Regions from separate parts of the Homo sapiens genome. Here regions 1 and 2 are each linked to region 3. The links are chromatin loops, found by intact Hi-C in ENCODE. Cell type or tissue: GM12878. All regions are shown on one strand. Links, peaks and the distances in the headings refer to the core of each region. The heading gives the core; the rest is flanking DNA.

What was found. Hi-C counts contacts between places; a loop is a spot of excess contacts. Peaks named below come from ENCODE experiments on the same cell type or tissue, not always from the same donor. Only the 100,000 strongest peaks of a DNase experiment are listed, where the experiment ranks them.
Region 1: it touches region 3 in a loop (3-fold over the local background); 2 of 110 quality-filtered maps call a loop at or near these places.
Region 2: it touches region 3 in a loop (3-fold over the local background); 2 of 110 quality-filtered maps call a loop at or near these places.

The regions. Positions count from the first base shown.
Region 1 is chr13:47,030,938-47,042,077 of GRCh38, forward strand. No RefSeq gene overlaps it. Among named protein-coding and RNA genes, the nearest start is that of HTR2A, 140 kb to the left of the region's middle. RefSeq lists an enhancer at 5,816-5,915. In GM12878, for the core only: no CTCF peak of the experiment used is centred there; a DNase peak (open chromatin) is centred at 5,864; H3K27ac peaks cover 1,088 bases.
Region 2 is chr13:47,087,605-47,098,744 of GRCh38, forward strand. No RefSeq gene overlaps it. Among named protein-coding and RNA genes, the nearest start is that of HTR2A, 200 kb to the left of the region's middle. In GM12878, for the core only: no CTCF peak of the experiment used is centred there; a DNase peak (open chromatin) is centred at 7,367.
Region 3 is chr13:46,976,508-46,987,647 of GRCh38, forward strand. No RefSeq gene overlaps it. Among named protein-coding and RNA genes, the nearest start is that of HTR2A, 85 kb to the left of the region's middle. In GM12878, for the core only: no CTCF peak of the experiment used is centred there; DNase peaks (open chromatin) are centred at 6,854 and 7,564; H3K4me3 peaks cover 1,023 bases; H3K27ac peaks cover 2,379 bases.

The sequences.
Region 1 (11,140 bases), core at 4,314-6,813, 53 kb after region 3:
TATCATGGATGAATAGCACATATTTTTTTAATGGAAGATTGAATGAGGTTGATAATCTCTTTTAAATTAATTAATTAATCAATGAATCATTTTTAAGAGACAGGGTCTCACTCTGTTGCCCAGGCTGGAGTGTAGTGATGTGATCATAGCTCACTGCAGCCTGGGCTCAAGCAGTTTTCCTGCTTCAGCCTCCCAAGGATAATATCTTTATAATTCAACAGGAGAAGGAATACTTTTGCCTCTCAGCTTATTTCTAAAATTCCCATTACTTTACATACAATTTTATTTTACATATAGTCATAGACATATGTGAAGGAAGGAACTTTAGTAATTATCTATAACACTGTAGGCAATCTGGGACTCATTTCACTGTACTTTTCACTGTTAGGGAAACACACCCACAGAGCTTCAGTGAAACTATCTAATGGCACTAGTCCTTGTACCCAGGCATTGTGATTTTCAGTTCTGAGATTCATTCTACTCACTGCTTAAGAATATTACATGCCTAGCTTTTCTGGATGCATGGGTTGGGACATTCACATAGGAAAAGAGGGATTCTCCCATTTCCTCTTTGCACTCTTATATTTAGCCTCATAATATTTAACTCATAATTGCCTGGAGATTGGACCATAAATTCAGGTCATTCACCTTAGTTCTGTTAACCCCCAACACAGCCTTAAAATATATTGTAGCTAATATTTATTATAAAATATTTTGAAAATCATTTTCATTGAAATATATTATTTTGTTATTTTCATAAAGTTATGAGAAATGTAGACTCTGAGATCAAGGTGACCTCATATTTCACATAGGCAGGTATCCTGATCAGTGATATTATCCACAGACCTTCCAAAAATATGTCACCAGCAATTTTCTCAGTTTCTTAGATAGATTAGTTTAAAGGACTTATTTAGGACACTAACTCTTTGCTCTTTCTAGTTTCTAAAATGCTACGAAGGAAAGAGAAGAAAACTAACATATACTGAGCACTTACCATGTGCCAGACATTATGCTAGTGCTCTTGTATATATACTTTTGCCCTATTTTACAAAAAATACTGTTTTCATTTCATTTTAATGCAAACAGATTGTAAAGCATGTGAGCCCCCACATGAAGTCTGTTGCTCTTAGAATATTTCCAACTAGATTCTTCTATTCTCTATTCCCCGCATCTCTCACTGCCCTTGGTGTGTGTACCTAAGCAGTGTTTATTAAAGTGTGTATTTTTAAAAAGGGAATAAATTTGGCATGTATCACTATAGGCTTATGCATAATTAATTCTGAATAAGCTGAAAATGGAGCTTAAAATGGATGAAACTTTTAACATTTGGAGTATTAGCTAAAATGGGTATTTAAAAAATTATGGCTTTTCATGAAGCCATACAAGCCTCAGAGTATAGAGTCATAGAAAGAAATGGACTTAGGAATCAGACAGGGTTTTTATTTCCAGCTATCCTCGTAGGTGTGGGACTTGAGTTAACCTTTATAGCATTGGTTTTCTCATTTTGAAAAGGAAAATAATATGTCATAGAGTTTTTATGAGAATTAAAGAAAATAAGGTATGTAAATATATAATACACATGGTTTGTCCTATTTTGACACTTTGAAAATGATCATTATTAAATGTTCTGCGGCACATCTTGAATTTTTGTATTTGAGGCTATTGTCTTGAGATCAAAATATTAAAATTTTTGCTTGGGTAGTAGTTCTGCTCTAAAGTTAAATTATATGTTTCCTCTTTTGCTGATTTAGAGCAGCTTTTAACATTTCCTAGAGGCATGTTCCAGAGCTTGGCATTATAGTTAGATTTTTTTTTCTCTGACAGATATATCTTATTCTAAAAAATAATCTGGAATTGTATCCTTGTCTATACAACTCAATTTTAAAACAAAAAATCTTCCCTTTCACTCTGCAAATACAGCACATTTAACAGAAAATAGAGGCAATTAGGTAAGCACTCCTTCACTTTTCCAGCACCAGTTTTGCCAGCCCACCTTTTTCTGTTCTCACAGGGTGTACTTTCTTCTCTTTACAATGGGGGTTTATTCTTGCTGTTCAGACCAGCCTCTCCGCAACTCCTCCCTTCTTCTTCATGGATTTATTATTGCAGTGGTATCTGCTTCCTCTTCCATCACCAGTTTCTATCTCTCTATTTGATCCTTCCTCAGTAATATTTGCCTCAGTAATATTTGTATTAATATTTTGACTACACATCTTCCTCCTGCAACTGCTTTCTTTCACCTCAAACTCCTCTGCAGAGTTGACTCTTCTTTTTCTGCTTGTCTTCTTCCACAGATCAGCCCAATGAGGCATTTCCTTCCAGCTCTCCCTGAAACTGGCTATTGTGAAGGACACCCGTTATCTCAGCATGCCAAACCCTGTGGGTAATTCTATGTCCTCATCCAACCTGGTGTCTCAGCAGCATTGACATTGTGGGCCATGACCTGCTTTTCAAAGCACTTTCTAACTACCTGTCCTTTTGTGACTCAACATTTTTCTATTTTCCTTCCAGTTTACTGGCTTCTCTCTCATTCTTTTTTACTAGTTTCTCTTTCTATACCGAACTGCTAAATTTTTGAAAACTTCAGACATTCTTTTCCCCTATGACTCATATCTAGTGTCCAGACAATCACTTGCAGCCAGCCTCTCTTTTTCTCTTAAAATCTCCTCTCTTCCCATTTCTCATTTCTCTTTCCTCTCCTTAAGCTAATGAGCTTTTTTTGAGTACCTTCTATTTCTTCCTGGGCTCTGGGCTAGGCACTGGAGTTACCAAGGTGAATAATACACATTCCTTGTCTTCAAGCAATGCGTAGTCTACTAGCAGTCTATATTCTTTCTAGAAAGTATTATGAAGAATTAGAGTTGCTGTGATTAGGCTATTGGTCGTAACAGAAGGGGTACAAAGGACAGAGTGGGTGCGGATGGGAATCATGGAGAATTTCCTCTCTGATATAGGAATGGCTCACACCATTCTTATTCCAAACCCATAACTTGCATGGAAGAAAATAAATTGAAGATCACACCTAAATTTTTAAAATGTGATCTTTCAGGTGCCAAAAAAAAATGCAACTGTTTCAAACCACGTGAGTTTTAAAACATGAATAATAAGCCAAAAATGTTATAAATGAAATATTATAAATTCCCTTAATTTCTTTAATTTTTATTTTTATCAAAGTGGCACATATCCGTAATTTTAAAGTCAGATGGTTCTGAAAGGTCAATAGTGAAAAACACAGAAGTGTGTTTTTCCTATTTATCTGTTCCTTTTTCCTAAAGATAACCACTTTCAACTAGTTTAGCTACTTTTTTGGGTGTTTATAGCCATGTTGTAAAATAACTGATGTTTTTACATTGATTTTTTTTCCTATTTAAATATCCTATGTGCTGGATAAAGAGAGAATCCTCTTACTTGCTCCTCCAATCCACACATATATTCTTCCCTAATTCTACCAGCGATAACTTTTAGTTTTATCTTACTCAGATTTTATATTATCGTGACTCTGACATTTCTTCACAACTAAGACCTGTAGTATACTATTATTGCATTTCCTTTCTTGTATATTTTCCTTGATTTTAATAATTACATTTTAGTTTATTATCTAATACAAATTGTGGCTGACTGCCATGGTTACTGCTTGAAATGGTGACTACAGCAGTTACTTCTGTTACTGCTTGAGACCATCATTATAGCAGTTTCTACTGTTACCACTTGAGACTGTCATTACCACTGAAGGAAGGGATGAATGTAGAAATGAAAACTTAAGACAAAAGAAACTATTTTAAGGAAAGGCAACATGGGGAGAAGAAGAGAGCTACCTGCTTCTAGTGAGCAAAGGCAGCCCTTCGTATTTATTGGGTAACAAGAGCAGGGGGAGGAGGTAACGATTGGTTCACTGCTTAATTGATCAAAGGTTCATATTGTTACTAACAGGCTTCAATTATGCCTAATCATAAGAAACACTTGTGCCTGGGTCTTGACTGCCCTCAGCAGTCCTTCTGGGTGGCATACGCAGTTTGTCAGTTTGCCAACATTCTGCATTTATGACAAACAGTTTGCTACTTACATAGCCTCCAGTGGTATACTGAGTTGATCGCAACCCTCACTCTTTCAGCCTCCAACAACAAATTCACCCCAGGACTCTGCTAGAAATATAATTCCCCACTTTGTGTGTTCAAAGACACTATATATTCCTATAAATTTAATTTTCTTGCTGACTTCATCCTTGGAGTTCTCTACATCTGCTGGAATCAGGACCAGGCCATCTCTAGGCAGTTGCACAGCTTTTGTCCTGGGATGTCCCTGCACCATCATCCTGGGGTAGCCTTGGTCTCTCTTCTTTGTATTAGTTTCCCTGGTTTCTGCATCTCATGTTGTTTTCTTTCTTTATATCCCTGTTAAGGCAGAACACACCCATCAGTAGTTTCTTGAGGGAGGATGCAGGAATAAGTTGTCTGAGACCTTTGCTTTTTTCAACCCCTACAATTAATAATTTTCCTTTGTAGGGAAAATTAGATTGGGATTACTTTTTCTTGAGAATATTTAAATCATTGTCCCATCGTCTCCTAGCTTTCAAGATTGCAGTGAGTCATTCTGATTCCTCTTTGGCTAGGACCTACTTTTAAAGAATGAACTCTGGGGAATCTTCTTTCTCCCTTTACTCTGGAATTTCACTGGGAAGGTCCTTCTCTGGGTTTTCTCTTGTCTCTTGTGCTGGGCACTCAGTAGGCTTTTCAATCTGAAAATTTTTATATTTCAGTTCTGGAATTTTTTCCTGAATCATTTATTTGATTTATATGTTTATTAATTTTCTTTGTTTTCTGTTTTTGGAATTCCTATTATTTACATGTTTGTCCCTTGGCTAATTCCCTAATTTTCTTACTGCTTCTCTTTTGTTGTATTTCCAAGCTCTCCTTTTCAGCTACTTTCTGAATAATTTCTGCAACTTTACTTTCTACCTTCTCTGTAAGGCTTTTTTTTGCCTTTCTGCTATTGCATTTTTAAATTCCAAAATCTCTCTTTTGTCCCAGAATGTTCCATATTTGTAATATCCTTTTTTTCATGGTTGTTTTATCTTCTTTCATCTGTCTGAAAAATATGGATTTTTGATTTGTTTTCTTTTCTCTGCAATGTCTATGTTTCTTACCATTTCTTTTCCCTGATAGATTCGACCATTTTCTTTTTTGTTTTCTCTTTGGTTGATTGTATTTCCTTGTGGAAGATTTTCAGTGACCTGTCTGGTAGGTACAAGTCTGGCTGACTCTGTTCTGGGATCTGAGTTGGGAAAGGGGATGAGAGTATCATCATTCCATGAGTAGATTTTTCACTTAATCTAGCAATGTTCAGTTTGGCAGCCCTGCTCCTATGCCCAGTGCCCCCTAGAATCCCTCAATTCACGCTATTCAGAGAGAACATTTTCTAACTTTTGTTGAGATTGGACAGGGTATCTAACGTCTTTTTAAACAGATTTTTAACCAATCACCTCTGCCTTCACACTCCTTTAAGAGGTACCAGGTAACTTTAATTTCTGAACACTTCTGGAATTTGAGGTATGCACTGGCTAGCTTTTGGGCCTCCCTCCCCAGCCAGTCTCGGTTTTCGATTTTTCAGGTTTGCTAAATCATTTACCACTTATCCATCTGATTTCTAGCTTCTCAAATTGTGTTGCTGTTGTTTCCTCTCTTGTTCTGTTTGTCCTTGAGGATTTATGCCTTTAAAAATGCTACACATTTATTTTAGAGGAGTTTAGAGAAGGAAATCAGGTTAAAAATGTGTGTTTAATCTTCCTTTTTAAACCTGAAGCCCATCAATTTAATCAGTTAAGGGGAGACTTAAAAGAGGGGCAGAAATGACACACCAAATAGAGCAGTGAAAGTAAAACTGAGACAGAAAGGAGGAAGCAGTCACCAAGAGGACATACAAAAGTGGGGAGAAGGAATGAGACCTAGACTGAGGAAGGGCACAGCAGAGACGTTCATGTCTAAAACATTGACTTGATTCATTCATTTCTTTATTCATATATTCTCTCATGCAATGGAAGTTTCTCTTGAGCCATTGTGTTAGGAACTCTGATAGATGTTGCAGATACCAAATATATGAGTGGAAGGTAAATCAGCAATTGTTACTAATTCCTAACAGTTACTGAGCCCCTAAAGGGCTTATAGTCTGCTATCTTCAGATTATTTCAACTCAAAAATATTTATTCAGAAACTAGTGAGAGTCAGGCATTCTTCTATGTGATAAAATACTATTAATTTTATTCTGTAACAGCCTCTAATGTGTTGATTTGTTGATTACTCACTTCTCACATCTCTTTTGGTGTTCATTATTGTTAAAACCAAAACAGATTCCAACAATAATGTCTGTGGAATCCATTCAAAGGTGAATATGTAGTGTTATGCATTTGTATTCTTATGCTAATATGCTTGTATCTATAGTGTGACCATAAAGTAATAAAGAGATTTCTTGTGTTACTTACAGACCTCTATCTCTTAACTTGCGGTTACTTACAGAATATTTGAATATTTTCAAGAGCAACTAGGTAGACCTCATGAAAAGACTTTTACATACTGAAGTATTCATATGGCTAAATCACTGGAGATTTAGAACAACTTATGGTTACAAAATTAGGTAACAAAATAGATTAAATGTATCAAATGTCTACCATGTGTCAGACACTCTTTTAAGTGTTGTACCTGTATTAACTCATCTATTCTTCAAAGTAAAGGAGGTTCTATCTTTATCCCCATTTTAGAGCTAAGAAAACTGAGATAGAAGATTAAAAGACAATTGGAGAAGACATTTGTAGAGTACCTATACAATTTCCTCTATTGGAATTGATCCATCTGTTTTGACTGTTGACCTCATGGATGGTCACTGAATGAGCATCTGAAAGACCTCCTTAAGAAAAGATCCCAGAAAACTGCAGTGGTATCCAGGGAGGCTGGCAGGCTTGCTAGGTTTTTGTTTACTCATTTGTTTGTTTGCTTTAGGGTTAGATTCATATTGATGACTGAGTAGCTTGATAAGCGTAGGAGGACTAAAAAATTATGAACCTTTGAAATGTTTAGAACATTTAAAGAATAATTTAGTGTGTCAGAGATTCTCAGCCCATTATTCAAAACAACTTATCAGCAGATTTTAAGGGGAAGGAACTGTTTGCATTGCTATTATACAAAGAGGCCTTTAAATAATTGTTGCTGGTGCTCAAAATATCTGTTTAAACTCAGTTTATATATTTCTACATATTCTACTATCATTTTCTCATAAAGCTTATTAGTGATCATGATTACAAATGAAGATGTAGTTCCTACTGCTACTGATTTTGGCTTTATTTGCTTGTATTATCACTATTTATAGTAATCAATGGTCATGCAGGCTACTAGCTGGTGATAGTCCATTCAAGCGGCTAAGAAAATCACAATGGCAAATGCATTGCTTTCTGGTTAAATGAGGCAGTACAAATGAGTCATTAGTTATAGCCTCCTAGATAACATATGGTTCCAAGGAATCTCTGTTTAACCTCCAGTTTCAAAAGATTATTCAGAATTTCTTCCCTTCCTTGGTGGCTAGTCTGTAGAATAAAAACTAGTCTGAGTTTGAAACATAAATCCATAGCTTATGTGGTGCATAAAAATGTGTTAGAAGGTTTATTAATCAGGGGGTTTCTGCACTGGTGGGTAATGTTTTTTGCATACTCTTAGAAATCTGTCATTCTCTTATACACTAATCTCTGTGTGTGTTTAAAGTGGTCATCTTAGGCTTGCTAGGGTTAAGATCACTTCCATTGGTATTTTCATCTGTAAACACCAATAGTAAACTATCCCTATTTGCGAGTCAGTGTTTAAGTAGCCTAATAATTAGACCATACTAAAAAGGATCTAGGATTTTGTATATGCCATTGCATCTAAACTCTATCACCTTTCTTACATAAACCAGGTCAGTTTGTGTATCTCCCATTTTTTTTTAAAACTAACTTTGTGACCTCAAACAAGTTTCCTAGCCATTCAAGGCCTCACTTTTATCATGTGTTAAATGGAGATGATAACGTATCTGTCTTATAGGATTATGTGAGAATTAAAGAAAGTAGAATTAAGGCAAATAAAACATTATTGGGCCGTAGGAATCACTTAATAAACATTACTTCTGTATTACTCCCAATTTAAAAAGTGACAATTTACTTTCAACTGACATGTTTATTTTGAACATGAAAATACACAAAAATAGTCCCTTCTTTAATATTCGCCTTGAAGTGCATTCTGGATGTTTATTCTGTGCTTTCATGCCAGTTCTCTGTGGTAAGAGGCAGAGATGATTCAACCTGAATAAAACAGCCTTGAGGGTTTGTGGAATCCAGTATTAATGATTCAAGCTCCTATCATTACACAGTTGCAGAGATAGCAAAAGTTGTCATTACGTGAAAACCTTCCTCTGTTGAACTGAAATCTTATGAGTCCTGTTTCTTGCATCTTCCTGAATACAACACAAGCAACCACCCCCATCCATTGTAAAAATATCTGTGTAGAAGAGCCTTGTGGAATGTCAGGTACTGTAAGCATCTGGAAATTCAAATGCAGATAGAGTAGAAATCAATTGCAAAATGAAATCTCCTATCTTAGTGGAAGGAGTTTAGAGTTTATGAAATTAATAAAAGTGGTTAGTCAAATGAAAAGTCACTGATAGTTGAAAATATAGTAGACTTAGGCTATTTGATAATTGAAGAGAAATGAAGCAATGGATTAAAATAATCATTTGAATACAAAAGGATTAAAAGACCCTTGAGAAAACTGAAGGAGCTCTCAATTTTTTTCATGAAGCATGTCTCTTTATTATCAACTTGCAAGAGTCAAGTATAAATTAATTAGTACTTTTGTTTGAAAAAAATCACGCTCAGATACTTGATTTAGTTCTAAGAATTAGTGCACAGTTACAGTTACAATAAAATAAGTGGGTTAAATATGAGATAATAAAGGAATTTCTATAATTTGAGTTCCTTTTTTTCAGTATATAGTTCCAAGCAAATCTTATTAATGTCTTTTCAATGGATTCACATTTAACAAAGACCTTTGTGAAATATCTGCCATCTTTTAGGTAAAGCAGACATCCAATACAAGCTTCTAACATATTTCTTGGAGCCTATCTGCATAGTCAGAAATTATGCACCCCGAAATTCTTCCACACGGTTTATTTAAACAATTGCTGAGAGTGAAAAGAAAATTCATTTTGTTCTTGTGCTTCTGGATTCTTAAGTACCATCTTCCTGTACTTTCAATTTAAATTACCCTCAGATAGTTTTTCACCCCTGCCTTAACATGCCAATTAATATTCTGGCTATTACTATGTCACTCGCCTCAGAAGAAAGTTTCTGTCAAGCCCAAATTAAGTTACTGAAGATATGAAATTAAAACAAAACAAAATCATGGCTAAAAAAATATAAACCTTAACAAATAGTAAATTCCTGCTGAAGGCAGAAATAAAATGTACTCTATTTGAGATCAAAATTTACTATTACTTTGCAAGAATGTCAATTCCCAGTTCAGCTCTAGTCAAGTGTATGAAATAAATCGTTTCAGAATTTCAATGTTAATTCCTCTAGCACATACTGACGAAAGGGGAAAAAAATAACTATTATCATAAAGTTTCTGTTTAGGTGATTCCGTAGTAAGTTGATGATGATCACAGCTATGTTGCTTTTTGGAAGCTTGGAAATGTTTGTGCATGGAATGCAATTGGTAATTAATCAAGGAAGTGATATCTCATTAGGTTTCTAAAACTCACTGTTCTACTTGTATGCTCAATGCAATCCTGTCTTTTTCCTTCCAGAACCTGACTCCAAAAACCTCTCTAACCACTCTGTCTTTCCCAGTTTCTGCTATAGCCACCACTTTTCTTCCTTCTTTTCTTCCTAGGTTCTCTCTCTTAGTCATTTCATCCACTCCCATAATTTTAACTCACACATCTAGGCAGATGGCTCTTAGATTTGTATTTATAGCACCATCTTACCTTCCAAGCTCAATCTCACATTTCTAACTATCTGCTAGACATTTGCACCTAAATGCACCACCAAACTCAAAATGTCTAAAATTTAACTCATTTTCTTACTTCCACCTCCTCCTAATTTTCGTTTTTGTAGATGGTAACCACATTCCTCCAACTGTACACTCTGAAAACTTACAAAGTATGCTTGGACCTTCTCTTCCCTTTCTTTACATTCCCATTGTCACCAAATCCCATCAATCCGATCTTTAAATCGACTCAATTCCACAAACCCATCTATTGGACACCTCTTAGAGCCACAGTTCTATGCTAGAAAATAAGGGGTAAATAAACTTATCAAAAACAAGACATAAATCCTGTGCTCAGGGACCTTGCAATCTAGCAACTGAAATAAGATTTGGACCCAAACTATTCTCAGAGCAACCAGATTAATTTTCCTCTCATACCTACAATAATAGCTTTGGTTAGTTGATTAGTTTACTGTGTACCAACTGCTATTCTAAACACATTTCATCCATTATTTCACTACTCCCCACAATTCTATAAAGTAGATATTAATGTTATTCCCCTTACAGATGAGAAAGCTGAGGCATAGAGAGATTTAAATATTTTTTCCCAAGGACACAGAGTTTATAAATGAAAGATCCAAGGACTGAACCCTGGAGTCTGGTCCGGAGACCAATCTCTGAACTCCTGCTCCCTGGTGCCTGCCCCCACACCTCTTCACCCTGTCCTTCCCCAGCCACAGATGACAGGGAAGGTCCCTGACCCCAAAAAGCTATACTGTTGGCTGGACAGTTACTTATTATTTATGTGACTTGGTTTGAATAGATGAACTGGACCTTGTTGAGGTTTTTCTCTTGAGAATTTAAAATAGAAAACAGCAACTACTGCCATTTACACCGATGCTTGAGATATTGGACTTCTGTTTTCTAATTCTGATATACTTGACATGCTTTTGAACTGAAAACTTAAATTGAGATTAAAATAACTGTTGGTTCACACCATTTAATGTAAAATGATTTGTGGATGCTTTTAAATAACCTTTAAATATAATTTAAATATTTATGTCAATATCGGTTTTTCCTTCCAAACTCTTTACCTTTTTTTTTTTTGTAGTTTTGTTTTGTTTATTTGTTTTCTGTAA
Region 2 (11,140 bases), core at 5,842-8,341, 110 kb after region 3:
TTTCAAAGAAGTTGATTTTAATTTAAGAAAGGGGTTGCTATTTTTTATAAGCAGTCTCACAATGATAAATGTTTTATCCCGTCAGCTATTGGTGTTAGACCAGTGTTGGCTGTGTCTAGAATTTAATCTCCTGTAGAAAATGATATAAAAAGCAGATATGCTGAATATTCTATAGTAATTTTTTTATTTTAACATCAAAATTTATTAATATTTATTGAACTCTGTAGTTCTTGGCCTCTAAGTCATATCCCAGTAGTATTTAAAGAGACTTCGTCACTATTTCAGGGTCCTTGGAGACCATTTAAGGCACAGCAAGTGCTAGAATTATTTTTAGAAATATGACTAACTCAAATCTACCACTAGACAAAAATGTCAGTGCTTCCTGGCTTGGTGATGAGTCTTCAAAAAGACCTTTGCATTTCTTACTTAGTTAAGTGGCTCAAGGAATGAGTCTTTCCTTACTTCAGGGTCTGGTAGTCAGAACACTCTGACTCTACAGATACATTTCTTGAGCTATAGGTCACCCACCCTGTTTGATCTTGGGTTCTGCACCCAGAGCAGCAGAGTTTTCATTCATGCCTTAAGCAATGCAAGCTGGAAGCAAGAAGCAAGAAGGAAAAAATTAAAGTGGAAGACAGTTTAGCACTGGGGATGCTGAGAATAAATTTATTTTGATAATTTATTTTGCTAGTATTTTTCTGTTGATACTTATTGGGTAAAATTTAAATTAATGTTGCTATGTTGATTATGCTGTATTTTTGGGACACTGTAGTAACAATGGAAGGGCTGACTGCTTAGAGCCAAGAGAAGGATACAAATGTCTGTGTGCCTGACAGGTTTCAGGCTAAAAGTCAAGGTAAGAGTGATTAAGAAATAAGGAAAAGTTGCTAATAGGATCTAGGAGTTTACGTTAAAAGGAGTAGGTCTGAAACGTTAGACTATTAATTTATTAGAGCTGAGGTATGGCTTAGAACTTTGCATTTCTCATAGATCTCTTAGGTGGTTCTTAGGGAGGTTGTTTATAATGTTAAGGGTCATTTCTAAGACCCCTCACAGACCTTTATAATTCTGTTGACATCCTTGACTTTCAGTTAAAATGCAAATATCACTCATATTTTAAATACACGTTGCTTATATTTTGGAAAGATTTTTATGATTTTCCCTCTTGAAGCACTTCAGCTACCTAACTCATTTAAGTTATGATTAGCTCTAATTTCTCTGCAATCATCATACATACTTGGGAATTACTGAGAAGTTAAAATAACACAAACCTACAGATTGTTTTTATCTGGAATAATTTTCTGATGAATATTAAATTTAATAAGTAATGAATTGGCATAATATGTTTTATGTATATCCAGTAAAACTTTTATTAGTTTCAACTTTTAGGTTTTAATACTTTGAAGCCAGTAATTCACTTTTATCGACGCCCAGATCTGTAAAGCTCATAGGTCTAAGGCAATGTGTCTATAATACCTGTAGCATAAAACAGGTGAGATGCTGATGGTGCTCTAGAGTTTGGTCTTGGGGTGGGCGCTGAGACATTACTGGATGAGTCCAAGGCACAGAAAGCTTTGATCAAAAGAGCATGAAGAGACACTGATTTGGATGTTAGAATCACTAACTAAAGAGGGAGACTAAAACAGACATGACAATGACCTTCAGTTATTTGAAGTCTAGTGGATGAACAAAAAGAATTTTTATGATCCATAGGCTGGACTTAATAGATGTAATTTATAGGAAGGTGAATTTTGGTTCATATCAAGGAGAATTTTCTCACTCTTAGAGAGCCAGTGTTGGAATGAGTGGATTTATGAGACAAGAAACCCTTTTTACTTGTTTAGGCTGCATGCCCATCTGCAAGAATATTGTAAATTTTTGGTAGATAGCTGTTTTAGATGATGTAAAAGTATCTCAAACTCAGATTCTATGAGAGAAGCTTTAAAAGTACATCATCAGTAGGTTGAGAATGGATTGCTTCTGAGTATAATCCCTGAGAAGTTTACTTTGAGGTATATCTGCAATTAATATTAAATCTGTCAGCAGATTTAAGGAGATACTTAATCTCTAAGTGAATTTATTTCAGCAGCTTTTAAATAATTTAATTATTTTTCATTAGAGGTTTGCTAAGATAGGTCCATCTTCTGCTGCTACAACAGAATACCTGGGACTGGGTAATTTATATTATAAACAGTAGACGTTTATTTGGTTCGTGGTTCTGGAGGCTGGAAAATCCAAGCACATGGCACCAGCATCTGAGAAGGGCCTTTGTGCTGTGCCACTCCATGGCTAAAGGTGGAAGGGCAAGTGAGCATGTGAGGCAGAGAATCGAAATCCAGCTGGACACATCCTTTTCTTCAGGAACCCATTCCTGTGTTGACTAACCTGCTCTCACTATAATAGCATTCATTAATTATGGTCCTCTTGCATGTCCTGCCTCTCAACACTGTTAAAATGACAATTCAATTCCAACATGAATTTGGAGGAGGCATTCAAACTATAGCAGGAGATAAGAGGCTGCTAAAGCAAAGGAGTCAACATTTTTTTGGTGAGAATTGAAGAAGCAGAAAAATTGCACAAAGGGTTGCAGAGGAGGCCAAACATAGCAGTACCTTGAATAAAAGACTTCATCTTTGGAGACACAGAGTCTTGTTTTTGCTTTTTAAATCATAATACAATAGTCCACCTTTACTCATGGGGGATACCTTCTGAGACCCCCAGTGGATGCCTAAAACTGAGGATGGTACTGACCACAATCGCTATCAATTGAAACACATTTCTGTTCATGTCTTCCACCTACAAATTTAATGCCTTTCCATCTTTATCTTTTTTTGAGAGAAAGAGGAGGGGCCTCACTTTGTTTGTTTGTCACTCAGGCTGGAGTGCAGGGTTTGTGATTATTGCTCACTACAGCCTTGAACTCCTGGGTTCAAGGGATCCTCTCACTTCAGCCTTCTGAGTAGCTGGAATTACAGGCATGCGTCACTGCACCTGGTGCCTTTCCAGCATACCTAAGCACTTATCACACACTGTGGCTATAGCTTTTGCAGTCTTAGAAGTGACAGCAAAACTAGTACAAATTGATTTCCCTTTCTCACAATTTCACAGATAGATTTGTTCTTACTGTTAATCTTAGAAAACTCAGCATACAATTTTTCTTTTCCTTAGCAAGTTGAGAACTTTCATCTTTTCATTTAAAGGAAGCGCTTTTTGGGTTTTTTTGGCATATTCAAATTGGCAGCATCACTACTTCTGTACTTTGGGGTCATTGTGAAGTAAAATAAAGGTTACTTGAACACAAGCACTGAACTATTACTACAGTCAATCTTTTAACTGAAATGACTACTAAATAACTAAAAGGCAGATAGCATCTACAGCCTGAATATGCTGGACAAAAGGGAGGATTTTAATCGCAGGCAGAATGGAGCAGGACGGTGTGAGATTTCATCATGTTACTCAGAACAGAGTGTAATTTAAAACTTACAAATTGCTTATTTCTGGACTTTTTCATCTAATATTTTGAAATGCAGTTGACTGTGGGTAACTGACAACTTGGAAGGCAAAACTGCAGATACAGGGGCACCATACCTGTTTATTTCTTTATAATATTTCTTCCTAATTAGAAAGGAAAGTTCACAAGATGAAAATGTTTTTCTGGGCATGTTGATAGGTCTGTTTCTGTCTTCTGATTAGCTCCAAGTGGGGGACACATCTTTTTCTCAGCTTTAGAAAGCTTTGCACCAATTTAAAGGCAACAGGAAGAATTTCACTCAATATTATGTTATATTGATAATAATGTTCCCACAATAAACAACAACCCTAACACATATCATTTTAGTACTATCATATTAGCAACAACATAAAAATGATCCATGATGTTACAATTTCTGGTGCTTATTAGAAAATATAAGCTAAAAATTTGGACTACTAGAAAGCTTACTCAGAACTTCAGAAATTAAAGATTTTTTTAAAAGCCACTTGCAATGGCTATATAGAGCCATCTGTCTGGAAGGGGGAAAAACAGCTAAGACTTCAGTACTCAATTGCTTATTATGAAAGGCATGCTATGGACTGAATGTTTGTGTCCCCCCCAAATTTATATGTTGAAGTCTGGATCTCCAAGGTTAATGGTATTTGGAGGCAGGACATTTAGAGGTTAATTAGGTCATGATGGTGGAGCACTCCTAAATGGTATTAGTGTCACTATAAGTGGAGGAAGAGACCAGAGCTCTCTACTGTCTGCCATGTGAGGTTACAACAAACAGTTGGTCATCTGTAAACCAGAGAGTAAGCCCTCACCAGACACTGGATTTGCCAGCACCTTGATATTGAACTTGGAATCCTCTAGGACTGTGGAGAAACAAATATTTGTGTTTTAAATCACCCAATCTATGATATTCTGTTATAGCAACACAGACTCCCTAAGATAGGCATCTTGTTTAATGTATGTTTTACCTTTCTCCAGAGCTTGGCCTCTAGGAGTTCTAGGATCTTGAATCTAAAGACTTGTAACTTCGAACTATTATTTTTATATGCATTTATTTTATCCTGATAGAAAACGCGAGGTTTCCAGATCAGAGAAAAGACCAAGTATTTACTTATAGAACATCACGTGAGAATTTCCCAGGCCCCAATCCTCCATGGGGCAGCATGGTGAAGACAGGTGTCATCTGAATTTTGGAGCTTACATAGCAGGTACTTGCACAGCTGCCACTCCTGTCATTCAGAGAGGGAAAGAGAATGAGAAAGAGAGAGTTAACACTTTTATTCCTTGGCATGTAAACAAACCCTCTCTATAAAAAAAGCCAGGTCCCTTGGCCTACTATCCTCTTAAATGTAAACAAATGACTAAATGACTCCAGGAGAAATAAGCCAGCGAGTCTTTCCAGAGATGTACTTTAATTTCCAAGATTTACCTTTATCTTCCAAGACTTGTTTGCCATTCAGCAACCCAGGCTACTAGTACTCTCTTGTTTAGGAAGCCCTAACCATACAGAAACAGAAAAATAATAGTTGCTTCTTGACACTAACGAGCTTATAGTGCAACTTAAATATCACAGGTGGTTCAGGATTGAGTATAATCAAAACATTAAAATGAATCTTTTGTTCCATTAAGAAGACTTTGCATGTGAAGAAAGTTTTGCTGCAGATGCTGAGAAATTCTACTGTTGCAAATCTACTGTATTTTTCTAGGAAGCTCATGCTCCTACCCTCTGCAATGACAATTTCATCCTCTCTCTCTCTCTCCTAAGACTTTCCATCTAGCACCACCCACCATTTTATCTAGTGACCTTATCTCATATATCACTAATGAAAATTCAAGCCATTAATAGTGTACATCCTCATCCTGCCTGGAAATCCTGCCATTTCCAAATAAACTCATATATTTTCCCTTTCACCTATCTCTCCTTTCTCTGCTACTGCAGCTAATTCACTACATATTCTCTGAATCCCTTTCATTTTGATTATCCTAAGGACATTCCTTCTTCAGGAGTCTTCTCTCTTTTTGGCATATTCAACTTTTTTCTCTCTAATACTTCATTCCAGTCACATACCATTCATCATTGATATTATATCCCCCTTCAATTACCATTACTCTTTGTTTAACTTCTCAGAAATGTTATCTATACATTCTATTTCCATACCTATATCTCTTTTTTGAAGCCTTCAAGTCATTCCATTCTTGCTTATCTTCATAAACAGCAAATGTTTCTTCCAAGGTCACTGGACACTTTCATTTTCCAAATGAAAGTTCTTATTCTGTATGATCTACCAGTAGCTCTCATCAAAGTTAATGTTTCCATCTTTGAACCATCTCCTAGGTGTCCAGTGACCTTATTGGATATCACTTATCTGTCATCTTTCCTTATCTCCTCCTACTAGACTTTAAAACTGGACTTCTATAAAACTTGGTACAGAACCACATTCTCTTGCTCTTCCTATCTCGAGATAATTTTATTAATTGTCAGGGCTCTAGATATCATTGGTATTTTGACAAATTATCTTCATTGAAGGTATCTCCTTGATGCTGTGTATCTTCACTTTGATATTTTATATTCACTTGAAATGTTTCCTGTTTCATCTTTATGTGGGTATTTTATAAATGCCTTCCCTCCCATCCCTGCCAACTGTTCCTCCTCCAATCTTCTCCAACACAGAAAATAATCCACCCAGCTGCTCAAGAAAGAATCCTGAGCATACCTCAAGTCATGATTATTTAATCTGAGTTTCTCCTAAGGATTTATTGTATATGCATGAAAGACAATAAATAATGTGCTTAGAACAATTTCCAAGTGATTAATTATGGCTGCATGTCAAATACAGAATAAAATGACGAAAGTCATACTTCAGTGGTCATTGTCACTATTAATACCTTAACACCTTTTTGCTTTTATGCAGAGCTGCATCCACTAAAATAAGTTAATATTCTACCTTTACAGACCCCTTTGGTAGAAAAAGCAGGTTCACAAGCCTATCTGGGGCTTACCCATATAATGACTTCTCTAAAATATCACTAATCAAAGGTATTATGCTTTCCTGACAGTTAGGATTCAAAGTGGTAAGATTTTCCTTACCTTAAAAATAAACATATGCCAGAGAGTGCAATGGCAGACAAGTCCAAAGTCAGGTTACATATATGTAATTATATATTTACAAAATCTTTTCATTAACCCATCGAGAAGAACCACATATTATTTACTACAGATAATAAAAAACATCTCAGGGGTTCATCAGTGTTGGAACACCAGTGGTTTTTTTTTTTTTTTTTTTTTTTTTGACCCTAGACAATATGTTGCCTCTGAATTATTTTGAAGACCAGGCTGTTTATTTACACCAAGAAAATTGGGACATTTTAACTATATCAGAACTTGGCAAAAATTTTGAAATAATACATGAGATTGGACTTAAGCAGTACTTATGGTAGTAATTTTAATTTTTAAGTTCTATTTCAATAGTGAAGAAAGTCTGTTAACTTTTTTAAATAATGCCTATGTTAACAAATAAGAGTTTCAGTGCTTATATCTTGCATGCAAAGTGTAAGATGCCTTCTCCCCTCCTATTTAATTTTTGAAGAACTTCTGGTTTTTAAAAAGAGAATTTAAAAAATCAAAATTGTGGACATAAGTAATGTGTGACTTCTCAGTAGTCAATCCATTAAAATCCACCTAGAATTTTAACAAGGATTTCAGTTTAGTAAACATTTATTAAGCATCTCCCATTAACTAGCACTGAAAAAGGTAACCTCACAATGTCAGTGTTAATAGCATGCATGATACAGCCCACCTGCTGGCTTTCTTGGCAGGCATTGCTAATTTTTAACTAGAGTCTTCACAATTCAGCTGCAGGTTTTTTGTTTTGTTTTGCTTTCCCTAGTCAGTTTCAATATAGGTCACTTTCATGCCAGACACATATTTACCATTTCAGTGTTAGCAGTAGCAAGATCTGTGAAGAATCTGAGATTTTATCTTACTTGAAAACTAATAGATTATCCTGTTAGCAGTTCATGGATGTGAGACATGAGACTCCTGGGTCAGAAACAAGGACTTTATTACTCATGGCATAGCAAGTAGGCTGAACATCAGCATATTTTATATTGGTTCCCTGAGACCGAATCCCCACGAGGCATTGTGAATAGGGCCAGATGATACCTACACATGTGGTTGGTTGTGTTAGAACAGAAGAACCCTGAGTTTAGGGAACCCAAAACTTTTATAATGAGAAACCAGCATGCCTGCCCTTTGCTTCAGATGGAGACACTATTTCTATCTTTCAAGGTTGTTTCTACGTAAAAATTCTTGAAAAGATATTCTGTAACAGGGTCAGTCTGTACCTCTGCTCGTAAGACAAGTAGAAGCCCAGAATACTCAGGCAGAATTATCCCCCACAAGCAGATAGAACATTTTACCTCTTTAAATGAGACAGGAATAATATAGGGTGGTCACAGGAGAATAAAAACTTCCAGGTGGCAGTTTCACGTAACTAGAGGCTACAGGCTCATAATACCCTGAAAAGCAGGGTGTGGACCAAGCTGGCTAAGACTGACTGGACCCAACATGGTGCTTGATTTGACTTAGGTTTCACCTAGGACCTCAGTATATGTTCATTAACATACTAAATCAGATACCCAACAGCGCCATGACAGTTCTGAGAATACCTATAGTTAGTGTTAAAATGGGTGGCACTACAGTTCTGAGAAATCTCTACCTTTTCCCAGGAATCTTCACGAATATCTTACCCCTTGGTTAAAGAAACCCATAAAGGTAGCAGCTCCAAACCCTTCTGTGAGTGACTCTCTCCTGCATATGCCTGCACTCCCTTTCTTGAGTATGTACTTTTTGCTTTGCAATAAATCTCTGTACTTCCACTCTTTTCTAACTCATTTTTGAATTCCTTTTCACAATAGTGTCAAGAGCCTGGACACTAGCTGGGGGTAAAGATCCCAGAAGCATTTGGGGACCTTCCCCAGCTCACCAGTATCCAGTGTGAAGGCTAATCTCAGGATTTAATCCTCAACATATGTCATTCATTCTTCAGAAATAAGTAAGGTGATTGAAATTGTTTCAACTTAGCAGATGAATTAATCAAGTCATTTCTGCATACAACTAAGAACCAATCTAAGCAACTAATTTAATGTGAACTAATCAAAGTTAATAATCTTTAGTTTTCTGTTGGTATACAGGTACTGTATATCTAGATTAGGGTCAGGTATCTTTATGGTATTAAAGAAATTAATCAGTATAAAGATCATTTTAACAGCTTCGTTTATTCTCTGTGCTGACCAGTCCTGCTATTAAATATAGAGATCAGTTTTGTTCCCTTCAGATATTTATTTGTTCTCTGCAGATTATTTCTCTTTAGACATTATATTTATTTAGTATTTTAAAAATATTTTTATAGATATTTTCCAATATACACAAAAGTAGAGAGAAGAGTATAATGAACCATATGTGTACATCACCCAGGTTAGTCAATTATTAACTCATGGCCAATCTCATTTTTCTCTCTTTCTCTACTACTCACTTCCCCTGGACTACTTTAAGAAATCTCAGACATTGTATCAATGTATTTGGGTGAATTATTTTCAAGATAAGGCATTTCTGCTCTTCTTCTCTTTTTTGCCTATTCATTCTGATAAGTTTATTCTTGTGTGTGTGCCTATTTGGAAATTTGCTTACACAAATTGTATGTTTGAATCTTGTTTGGGTCCTTGACATGCAGGTATACTATGCTGTATTTCTGTTTTGTTTTTATTCTTTAACAGTAGTTTCTTTATTTTTATCTATGAAAATGTAAGTCTCAATATGATCAAATTTGGGCACCGAGGGAAGAACTTCTGTGGCTTGATTTCTTTTCCTTTTCCTTTCTTTCTTTCTTTCTTTCTTTCTTTTTTTTTATAAAGACAAATCCTATTTTGGGTTAATTTCCTTTTAACTAATCAAAAATGTTCATATGCCTTCTTCATATATTCACTCATAAGATATGTGGCTATGAAATGACTTTAGATTTGCTAGAACAACTTGTATATGTACAAATTCCTATATACTCCTCTAACTGATCATTTCATCCAAGCTATGAATCATTCTTCTTGTTTTCCTGCAAGCCTTTCCAGTTTATCTACAGCTTTACAAATGAGTTGCCAGAAGATGAAAGAAGAGCTTAGGCTCCAAAATAGAGCTGGCCCCATACTGTGTAGAGACCCAAGTTTATATGCGGAGAAAGAAAATTGGTTGCTAGTAGAGCTTCCAATTTGGTAGAACTCTCCAAATTCATATCTCAAACATACAAAGTAGGGTTTCCTTTAAACTTGATAGGATTCTCTTAGGAGACAATGATTTGTCTATTACTATTTAGGTGCTAATTCTTAACATATGTACATTACCTTAAATTTATGGTTCAGATACTCTAGCTTCGTAATGGATAAGGTAACTGTACTGTGGATAGGATGAACAGGAGATGGTGAAGCAAAAAGGAAAGCATCTTTATTTAGGGCTGAGGTTGTTGATGGTATCAATCGCCATAAAGTAAATAAATCTGTGTAAAATAAATCTCTCACAGATTGGAATTGCTAAACAAGAGGAAAGAACCAAGGAAGCCTAAAAGGTAAAAATGAGTGTTTGTCAAAGCTGGGAGCTCAGGATACAAGTCTGGAGTAGTGACAATTCCATGGTGCCTGCCTTAGGGAATCAGATAAATTTTAGGGAAAGAAGAAAGTCATGGCTACTGCAGCCTTGCACAGCGGCACTGATGTGTGGCCATCACAAGATCAAAAACAAAACAAAAATGTTGGTGGCCTTACTTTGTTAGTGTTTTTAAAAATCCCCTGGTGTTGTTTGGTTGGTTTATAAACAGCTGCTCTGGATGCTGCAATTCTTTTTCTGGTGAAGCATAGCGAGAACATTAAAAAATTTTATTTTATTTTAGATTAGAAGTATACGTGCAGGCTTCTTACACGGATACATTGTTTAATGGTGGGGTTTGGGATTCCAGTGTACCCATTGCCCAAATAGTAAACATTGTATCCAACAGGTAATTGTTCAACCCTCACCTCCCTCTCAACCTCCCCTCCCTCTCAACCTCCCCTCTTTAGAGTCCCTAGTGTCTGTTTTTTTTCCATCTTTATGTTCATATATACCCATTGTTTAGCTCCTACTTATATCAGTAACTTTAATGGCATGCTGTAGTCATTGAGCGAAATATGTTTTTTTAAGTTTTCAAAGTATTTTCATATGTACAACTGTTAAGTCCCTAGAGAGAAACTCCAATAAAAATTATTTTACATTTACAAAACAGTGGCACTTTAGAGTATGACTTAATTTCCTCCTCTTACGTCATTTTAGTTAGGAATTTTAAGAAAATGACTTTACTTGTCCATCCCAATATCTTTGGTAACATGTTATCTATAGCACACTTGTTGTGCATGATTCATGTGTTAATTATACTTATTTTTTTCCTAGCTCACCACAGAAAACATTCCTGAGATGAACATTTTCCATGAAAATCGATTAGCATTTTAAAATCTCATGTGTTACATTTTTATCTTTTATTCCTTCTCCCAGAAAAACACAACAATATCTTTAAATGGAATATTAAAAGCTTCCTTTTCGGAGAACATCAGCAGTATTTCTCCAATAGCTTGTAA
Region 3 (11,140 bases), core at 5,843-8,342:
AAAGCATATCACTAAAAAAATCAAAACACAAAAGGAAGAGAGCAAGAGAAGAAGAACCAAAAAGCTACAAGACAGACAGAAAACAACAAAATAGCAATAGTAAATTTTCTTTATCAGTAATTACTTTAAACAGTTTAATAAATTCCTCAAAGGACATGAAGTGAATAATTTAAAAAATTCAAGTGTATGCTACAAGAGCCTCACCTTAGATGTAGGAATGCACATATGCTGAAAGGGATGGAAAAAGATACTCCATGCAAATGGTACCAAAAAAGAGCATTTTTTAATGTATATTTATGAACTGCAACATGGTGTTTTGATATATGTATACATTGTGGAATTATTAAATCAGGCTAATTTAATTCCATCAACTGATGTGCTTATATTTCTGTGGTAAGAACATTTAAAATCTCTTAACAATTTTCAAGTGTACAGTACATTATCATTAATTATAGTCACCCTGCTCTGTAGTAGATTTCCAGAACTATTCCTTCTAACTGGAACTTTGTGCCCTTTATCATCATCTCCCCATTCCCGGCCCCTTTTCCTTAGCACTTGGTATTCATCATTCTACTCTCTGCTTCTAGAAATTTGATTTTTTTTTTTTTTTTACATTCCACACATGAGATTATACAGTATTTGTTTTTTCTGTGCCTAGCTTATTTCACTCGGCATATGCCCTCTAGGTAAATCCATGTTGTTGCAAAGGACAGAATTTTATTCTTCTTAAAGGCTGAATGTTGTTCCATTGTGTATATATAGTATATTTTCTTTATTCATCTTTTGGTGGACACTGACTGGTTCCTTATCTTACCTATTGTGTGGATAATGCTGCAATGAACAGGGGTGTGCATATATCTCTTCAACATACTGATTTCAGTTTCTTCGAATATATACCCAGTTGTGGGAATATTGAATCATATGATAGTTCTGTTTTTAATTTTTGCAGGGATATCCGTACCATTTTCCGTCATGGCTGTACTAATTTACATTCTCACAAACAGTATGCAAGGGTTGCCTTTTTCCATATCTTCATCAACACTTGTTATCTTTTGTCTTTTTGATAAAAGTCACTCTAACTGGTGTGACCTGATAGATTATTGCGGTTTTAATTTGCATTTCCCTGATGACTAGCGATGTTGAACATATTTGCATATACCTTTTGGCCATTCTATATGTTCTTTTGAAAAATGTCTATTCAGTGCCTATTCTTAAATTGTGTTGTTTTCTTGCTATTTGGATTGTTTGGATCCCTTATACACTTTGGATATTAATCCCTTATCAGATGTATGGTTTACAAATATTTTCTCCCATTCCATAGAAACAACATTCTTGAGCAACCAGTGGACCAAAGATGAAATCAAAAGAGAAATTACAAAATATCTTGAGACAAACAAAATGAAACACAATATACCAAAGCTTACTGAATGCAGAAAATAAGTATTATGATGGAAGTTTATAGTGATAAATGCCTATATTAAAAAAGATGATAGATCTCAATAAACAATCTAATCTTATAGTGCAAGGAAGTAGAACATGAAGAACAAGCTAAGCCCAAAATTAGAAGGAATAAAAAGATTAGAGAAGAAACAAATAGAGAATAGGAAAGCAATAGAAAAAAATGGATAAAACTAAAAGTTGTTGTTTTGGAAAGATCAACAAAATTGAGAAATCCTTAGCTGGAGTAAGAAAAAAGAAGACTCAAAATCAGAAATGAAAGAGGAGATATTAACAACTGATGCCACAGAAACAAAAAGGATTATGTATTAATCTGTTCTCATGATGCTAATAAAGACATACACAAGACTGGGTAATTTATTTATTTATTTATATTTTATTATACTGTAAGTTTTAGGGTACATGTGCACAACGTGCAGGTTTGTTACATATGTATACATGTGCCATGTTGGTGTGCTGCACCCATTAACTCGTCATTTAACATTAGGTATATCTCCTAATGCTATCCCTCCCCCCTCCCCCCTCCCCCCACCCCACAACAGGCCCTGGTGTGTGATGTTCCCCTTGCTGTGTCCATGTGTTCTCATTGTTCAATTCCCACCTATGAGTGAGAACATGCGGTGTTTGGTTTTTTGTCCTTGCGATAGTTTGCTGAGAATGATGGTTTCCAGCTTCATCCATGTCCCTACAAAGTGCATGAACTCATCCTTTTTTATGGCTGCATAGTATTCCATGGTGTATATGTGCCACATTTTCTTAATCCAGTCTATCATTGATGGACATTTGGCTTGGTTCCAAGTCTTTGCTATTGTGAATAGTCCCACAATAAACATACGTGTGCATATGTCTTTATAGCAGCATGATTTATAATCCTTTGGGTATATACCCAGTAATGGGATGGCTGGGTCAAATGGTATTTCTAGTTCCAGATCCCTGAGGAATCGCCACAGTGACTTCCACAATGGTTGAACTAGTTTACAGTCCCACCAACAGTGTAAAAGTGTTCCTATTTCTCCACATCCTCTCCAGCACCTGTTTCCTGACTTTTTAATGATCGCCATTCTAACTGGTGTGAGATGGCATCTCATTGTGGTTTTGATTTGCATTTCTCTGATGGCCAAGGACTGGGTAATTTATAAAGGAAGGAGGCTTAATTGACTCACAGTTCTGCGTGGCTGGGGAGGCCTCAGGATGCCTATAATCACTGCAGAAGGGGAAGCAAACTCATCCTTCTTCACATGGTGGCAGCAAGGAGAAGTGCTGAGCTAAAGGGGAAAAGCCCCTTATAAAACCATCAGATCTCGTGAGAACCCACTCACTATCACGAGAACAGCATGAGGGTAACTGTCCCCATGATTAAATTACATCCCACTAGGTCCCTCCTACGACACATGGGGATTATAATAACTACAATTCAGGATGAGATTTGGGTGGGGATATAGCCAAACCATATCAGATTATAAGAGATCACTATGAACAATTATGTACCACTAAATTATGTAATCCAGGAGAAATGGATAAATTCCTAGGAATATAAAACTGTCAAGATTGAGCTATGAAGAAATAGAAAATCTGAATAAATCTATAATTTGTAAGGAGGTTGAATCAGTAATCTTCCAACAAAGCAAAACACAGAACTAGTTGACTTAACTGAATAATTCTATCAATCCTTCTCAAACTCTTCCAAAAATTATAGAGGATAGAATATTTCCAAATACACTTTTCAAAGGCCAGGATTATCCTGATAGCAAAGTCAGGCAAATACACTACAAGAAATGAAAACTCCAGGCTACTGTCTCTGATGAACATAGATGCAAAAATCCTCATAAAAATTCTAGCAAGCTGAATTCAATGGTACATCAAAAGGATCATGTACCATGACCAAGTGGGATTTTTCCCTGAGATGAAAGGATGGTTCAACATTTAAAAATCAATCAATATGATACACCACATGAACAGAACTAAGGATAAAAATTACATGATCATCTCAATAGATGCAGTAAAAACATTTGAAAATATTCAACACCTTTACAAGATTAATAAAAACATTTGAAAAAATAGGAATAAAAGAAAATTACCTCAGCATTATAAAGGCAATATATGACAAACAGCAGACGTATTCAATAGTGAAAAACTAACAGCTTTTTCTCTAAGATCAGGAAGAAGAAAAGAATGCCCATCCTCACTATTTCTATTTAACATAGTACTGGAAGTCTTAGCTAAACAAAAGAGATAAAAGGCATCTAAATCTGAAAGGAAGATGTAATATTTATTATTTCTATTCACAGATGATGTCTTATATGTAGAAACAACTCTGCCATACACACACAAACTGTTGAATAAATTCAAAGTTGTAAGATATAAAATCAACATATAAAATAAGCTCTTTTTATATGCTGACATGAACAATCTGAAAAAGATAATTAAGAAAATAATTCCACTTACAATATCAAAAAATAATCAGGACTAAACTTGACCAGGGATAAAAATACTTATCCACCGAAAATTTTAAAAACATGGCTGGAAGGAATTAAAGATACAAATAAATGGGAAGATATCCTGTGTTCATAGATTGAAAGACTTAATATTGTTAAAACACTCATCCTGCCCAAAGTAATCTACAGAATTAATGCATTCCCTATTAAAATTCCAATGCTTTTTTCTTTTCAGTAATAGGAAAACAATCCTAAAATTCATATGGGACTCCAAAGAGTCCCAGATAGCCAAAACAATCTTGAGAAAGAACAAAACTAGAGGCCTCATACTTCCTGACTTCAAAATATATTAGAAAGCTATAGTATCAGAACAGTATGCTACTCGCATAAAAACAGACATATAAAGCAATGGAACAGAATCAAGAGCCCAGGAATAAACACATCCATATACCGTCAAATGATCTTTGACAAGTGTGCTAAAATCACCAAGGGAGAAATATAGTCTCTTCAACAAATAGTGTTGGGAAAACTGGATATCCATGTTGAAAATAATGAAATTGATGGATATGTTAATTAGCTTGGTGTAATCTTTCTACAATGTATATATAGATTAAAACATTACTTTGTACCCCATAAATATACACGATTATTATTTGTCAATCAAAAATGAATAAAATTGGACCCTTATACCATATACAAAATATAGACTCAAAATGGATTAAAGACTGAAACATAGTCCTAAAACTATAAAACTAGAAGAAAACATAGGAAAAAAACTTTATGACATTGGTCTTGGCAAGGATTTCTTGAATGTGACACCAAATGTGAATGTAACACAAAAAGCCCAAGATACAACACCAAAATGGGCAAGTGAGACTACATCGAACTAAAAAGCTTTATGGCAAAGGAAACAGTCCACAGAATAAAAAGGCAACCTATGGAATGCGAGAAAATATTTGCAAACCATGTGTTTAATAAGGGATTAATAATCCAAAATATATAATAAACTCCTAAAACTCAGTGTTTAACATCCCTAAGGAATGAAAAAGCTACAAGATATCACCTCACACCTAAGACGGCCATTATAAAAAACAAATAACGAATATCAGGATATAGAGAAATTGAAACCCTTGTGTGTTTTTGGGAATGTAAAATTGTGTAGCTTCTATGAAAAATGGTGGGGTCTTTCCTCAAAAAAGACTAGGACTAACATATGATCCAGCCATCCCACTCCAGGTATTCAAATAATTCAGAACAAGGCCTCAGATAGATACTTGCACTCCCATGCTTACTGCAGCACTATTCACAATGACCAAGAGGTGGAAACAACTTACATGTTTGTAAGTGGATGAATGGATTGAGAATATGTGAAATAGAAACACATAATAGAATATTATTTAGTCTTAAGGAAATTCTGTCCCACGCTATATGGATGAATCTTGTGGGTTTTACGCTATGTGACATAAGTGAGCCACAAAAGGCCAAATATTGCATGATTCCACTTAGATGAGGTTTCTAGAACAGTCAAACTTATAGAAGCAGAAAGTAGAGTGATGGTTTCCAGGAGTGGGGAGAATGGGGAATTGCTGTTCAATGGATACAGAGTTGCAGTCATCCAAAATGAATAAGTTCAAGAGAACTGCCCTACAACAATGTGCATATAGTAAACCACACCGTTCTGTCTGTACACTGAGATTTGCTAAAAGGCTAGATTTTATGTTAAGTATTTTCTACTACTTTCTTTTTTAAAAAGAATATAGTATCCAATGGAACTGCCATCATCTGTTGCTCCTCCCACCTATCTGTACCAAATTCCTGTGAAAGGTAGAAAATAAACAAATGAACCATGTTAAATTTTGGACCTGAAGATAGATATGTTAAATGCGAACTGATTTATTGAAGCCCCTGGTTTAGGAAAACCTGTGAGTTTTTCAGTGATTCATGATATTAGTGTTCATAATGTGGATGATTACTTTTTTCAAGCAGTTTTAGATTTACAGCAATATTGAGAAGAAGGTACAAAGACATCCCATATACCCACTGCCCTCCCCTGCTGGCCTCCTCCATTATCAACACCCCCCACCCGTGTGGTACATTTGTTACAATCAATGAACATACATTGACATATCGCTATCATCACTCAAAGTTCACAGTTTATATTAGGGCTCACTCTTGCTGTTGTACATTCTATGGGTTTGAATAAATGTATAATGTCATGTGTTCACCATTAAAGTATCATACAGAGTATTTTCACTGCCTTAAAAATCCTCTGTGCTCTGCCTATTCCTTCCTCCCTATCCCCAAACCCCAGCTACCTCTGAGCTTTTGTACTGTCTCCATAGTTTTGCCTTTTTAAAACAAATTATCTTTGCTTTTGAAAAGACATAGAATAATAATTACAACATTATATATAGATGTGTATCTATGCAATATAGGGTTTCCCTGGTGTAAGGCAGTAAGAAGGGGTGAGTAAAAGTATAGAGGGAGCTAGGTCTGAAATTAGAAATAGGTGTCCTTCCCTTTTACATGGATGGAGGAGGGTGATTGGTTTTGGAACAGGAAGTTCAGGGAAGCTTCACCAGAACTTGCCTTAGCCCTTAGCATCCCTAGCCAGGTGTGTTCACTAACCCTTGTTCTGAGGAATAGCACTGTGGCAGAACAGATGTTGGCACTGGGCCCTGGTAGGTAGGGTTCTTGTCCCTCTTTTACTGGCTGGTGAAGGCACGTGGGAATAGTTCTCAAATATGGTTTTCCTGTCTGTAAAATTAGGAAACTGATTTATCAGACCTAGATTGATTGCCTGGACTTTTCATCACAGTCTCAATCTCAAATCTGAGGTTCCCTTCTCTGACTGTACATCGATTTTGGCTTTGTATATGTGGCCACTGAACTTCTCAGGTCTGTCCCAGACTGAATCTTTGATCTTTTTTCACTTCTGCAAAATGCAGGAAGCCCTTTCTTTGTTGTGGTCCCTGTGATGCAAGCTTGGTCAAAAGAAGAAAAGAGCAGAGCTGTGATAAGCTGATTTTAGCAGCAGCGCTCCATTTAGCACCAGGCTGTGTATCCCCCATGAACAGCACAGCCCACTGGGTGCTGGTGGCAGGAATGGCTTTTTGCAGAGACCAAGTGGGTCCAAATGAGAAGGGATTTTCCCATCTTGAACTCCTCTCTTCTGCTGAATTTTCACTGGGGTATAATTTGTTAGTATCTGGCATCGATCCCCCTGCAGGTCATCATACCCATTCCTTTCAGAATGTGGCTGGTAGTCATGGGCAGGGAGAGAGGGACCTTGTATGGAGTTTTGCAGACAGGGCTTCTGATCCCATATACTACAAAATCATTAAAAAACCACCTATCATGCACATGCTGTAAGGTAGGCATTGTGAAAAATGTTTTTCCGTACATTCACTCCCTTATTTTGGTCACTAAACTGCATGTTCATTATCTTTTCAACCACAGGCTTTTGTCCAACATTATAATATTGAGACCTATGGCATACCCTATACTCTTTGTTTCCATCTTCCAGATCCCGAGTCCAGCTACCAGCTCACTACACCTCTGCTGTCCTGCTGTACTTGTATCTTTAAGACACCTGTGAGACCTTTTCTGTGCTTTCAGTTTTATGTGATGGCTTGGCATGCAAACACAAGTATCTCTAGGAAGGCATTCAGGCCTTGAGAACCCTTTGGGGTGTAGTAACAGGAACTTCCTCTTGTGAATCATGCCTTTCATGTAAGAGCAGTCCTGTTAGGAGCACATTATTGACCTCTGCACCTATTCATCAGCCAGAAAGTGTTTATTTACTGAGTATATCCTGAGGTACTGAGATCATTGTCATTGCAGTGTTATTTTGGATTAAATATACATTTGTATTTTTGAAAATTTTGGCATAGTCTACTTTCCCTTGAAAAGAATAACATCAGTAATAACTGGCTGATTTAGGAATCTGTTGACTAGCTTGTCATATAATAGCTTATTTTTCCCCCTTTGAAACTGAAATAGTTGGATTTCTGTAACCTGTGGTATTTTTCTTGGGAATCATATATGTAAAGACTAAATTAGAGGTGAAACTAAGTTTAGTTTGTACATTAGATTTAATTAGTATGAAATTAATTTTAATGTTCTTTTTTTTTGAGACAGAGTCTCACTCTATTGCCTCAATTACTCCAAATTAATTTTCATCGGAACTTCAATAAACATTTTTTTTTTTTGAGACAGTCTCACTCTGTCTCCCGGGCTGGAGTGCATTGGCATGATCTCAGCTCACTGCAACCTCTGCCTCCCGGGTTTAAGCGATTCTCCTGCCTCAGCCTCCCGAGTAGCTGTGATTACAGGTGTGTGCCACTAAGCCTGGATAATTTTTGTATTTTTAGTAGAGAGGGGTTTTTGCCATGTTGGCCAGGCTGGTCTCGAACTCCTGATCTCAAGTGATCTCCCCATCTCGACCTCCCAAAGTGCTGAGATTATAGGTGTGAGCCACCATGCCTGGCACTGATAGTCTTTTGAGAGAAATGTATTTGTTCATTAAATGTAGTTCAAACAATTCTGTTTCCTCTCAAAAACATTGAATAATTTGGGGAGAAAAACTAACAGATATGTAACTATTAGAGAAGTATCAAGTGTGTTGTATGTGAATTTAAATATCATAGAGAAGGAAAGGTCAGTATAGGTTGAATGAATCTCTTTAAATTATAAACAGCCTATTCCTGCCTCTGGTTGGTTTTATACAAAATGTATTAGTTGAATTTCCCTATACTCAGACCATAGTACTGATAGCTCACCAATCTTTGATTTATAAGAATGGTAGAGGTTGTTCCTGGATTCTGCAGATACAAAACATGCCTGTACCTAATCACATTTGGTTGATAAATTCATTTAAAAAAACCAGAAATGTGAGTTATGGAATAAAAATTACCAGGAGAAATACCAAGAATAAAAAAATCTCTTATTCTTAGGAACAAACAGATAAATAGTTCCACATGCATTTTATTATTCTGTTTTCATTTGCATTCTTCATGACAGTGAGTTCTCCCCCAAAGAACCACTTAAACATCTTGAAATTTGTTATGTTTCCCATCAGTTTCTTAACTGCAAAGCTTCATCACCTCAAGTTATACTGTCCACTTCCTGTGGGAAACGTGGGCAGTAGGAGGACAATTCGAACTCAGAATTAGCTAAATTTTGCATTAGGAAAAATGGAAATCCATTTAAGATGTTTTTACTTGAACTTCATTCTGTTATTAAGCCTTACTCTGAGCCACTTTATTATACAACAATCATGCAGCTCACTACAGCTCAAAGGTTAGAAGCATGATGGAGTCCTGAAAAGGCCTCAGATATGTTATTCTGGGTGTAAATTTATGTTACACTAATTGTGAATGCAATGCTTATGTGCTTATTTGATATCTTAAACTAGCATCTTAAAGGCTTATTATATGGAGCCTTATAATTTTATACAGAACCTAGGTCAGTGATTCTCAAACCTGGACACAGGATAAACTTTTGATTCCTGGGTCCCAATCTGTAAAGATTCTGAGTCAGTGAAGCTGGATGGAGCCTGGGCATCTGCATTTTTAACAAATACTTCAGATTCTTGTAATACAATTGATCCATACTCCTTGAGAAATATTGGCTTAGATTCATGAAAATTTCAAGAGTTGAAATGATTCATTGTAATTTTTTTTTTCTTTTGAGATGGAGTCTTGCCTTATTACCTAGGCTGGGGTGCAGTGGCATGATCTCGGCTCACCGCAAACTTCACCTCCCGGGTACAAGGGATTCTCCTGCGTCAGCCTCCCAAGTAGCTGGGATTATAAGTGTGTGCCACCATGCCCAGCTAGTTTTTGTATTTTTAGAAGAGATGGGGTTTCGCCATGTCAGCCAGGCTAGTCTCCTGACCTCAAGTGATCCGCCTGCCTCGGCCTCCCAAAGTGCTGGGATTACAGGCTTGAGACAGCACAGCTGGCTGACTCATTGTAATTTATGTAAAAACAAATGATGACTTACTGGGGCTAATTGAGCCTGTATTTTTGTGATACATAAAAGATCAAGTTTAGTTCAAGTGCTTTTTACTTTTCAGCTTTGAGGTATAGTTAACAAAATAAGAATTAAGGTATACAATATGATGTTTTGATGTGTACACAGTATGAAATGATTATAAAAATCAAACTAATCAACATTTCTACAGCTTCTTATAGTTACCTTGTGTGTGTGATGAGAACATTTGAGATCTACTCACTTAGCAAATTTCAAGTATACAATACAGTATCATATAAATATAGTTACCGTGCTGTACCTTAGATCTTCAAAACGTATCCATCCAATATAGGTTAAAAAAAGAGTTATGAAAGTTTTTTTTAAAATGTGGACTATATTAATTTTCAGAGCCCTTTCACTTGGAAAACTAACTACTGTTACACTATTTACTTATAACTTTTTTTTGTATTCAAGTACTCCTTCTGAACTAAAAAGTAGATGCTATACATTTGAGCTTTGCCTATTACAAATTCACATACATTGTTTTTCCTTCTTTGTGAGGTTATTTTGTCAATTAAATGATTTCTTAGTGCCGTATGAGTTATAATAGGGTGGGTAGGTTATGCTTCAGTAACAGACGTCAAATTTTTTTTTTTAAGAACCAATCCTCCATGTCTTTTCATGGTTTCATAGCTCATTTCTTTAGTGCTGAATACTATTTCATTACATGGATGTTCTGCAGTTGATCCATCTACCTATTGAAGAAAATCTTGATTGCTTCAGCAATTATGATTAAAGCTGTTATAAACACTTGCATGCTTGTTTTTGTGTAGAAGTGCATTTTCAACTCCTTTGGGTATATACCAAGGAGCACAATTCCTGGATTATACGGTAAGAGTAAAATCTCTTATTTTTAAAGCAATTTTTTTATTTCTCAAGCTACATGTTCATCCCGAGTTGGTTTGGGTGTTCTGCTCTGTGTTATTCTCACTCAGGAACTCAGTCTCATGGGTGTCTCTCAGCTTACCATGAGTTTCCAGGATCAGCATAGTGTGAGAAGCAGGAAAAGAACTTTAGAGGGTCTTACACCAGCAAACCAATACTTAGCCTGGAAATGAGCACATCACTTTTGCTCACTGGTATCATGGCCCCACCTTCACAAAAAAGAGCCAGGAAATTGTTTTCCATTTGCCTAGAAGAAATGGTAATCGGATATCAGCAGCATCAGTAACTTTTGCATTCTGCCCATATTTTTAAATAATTTTGCTTGC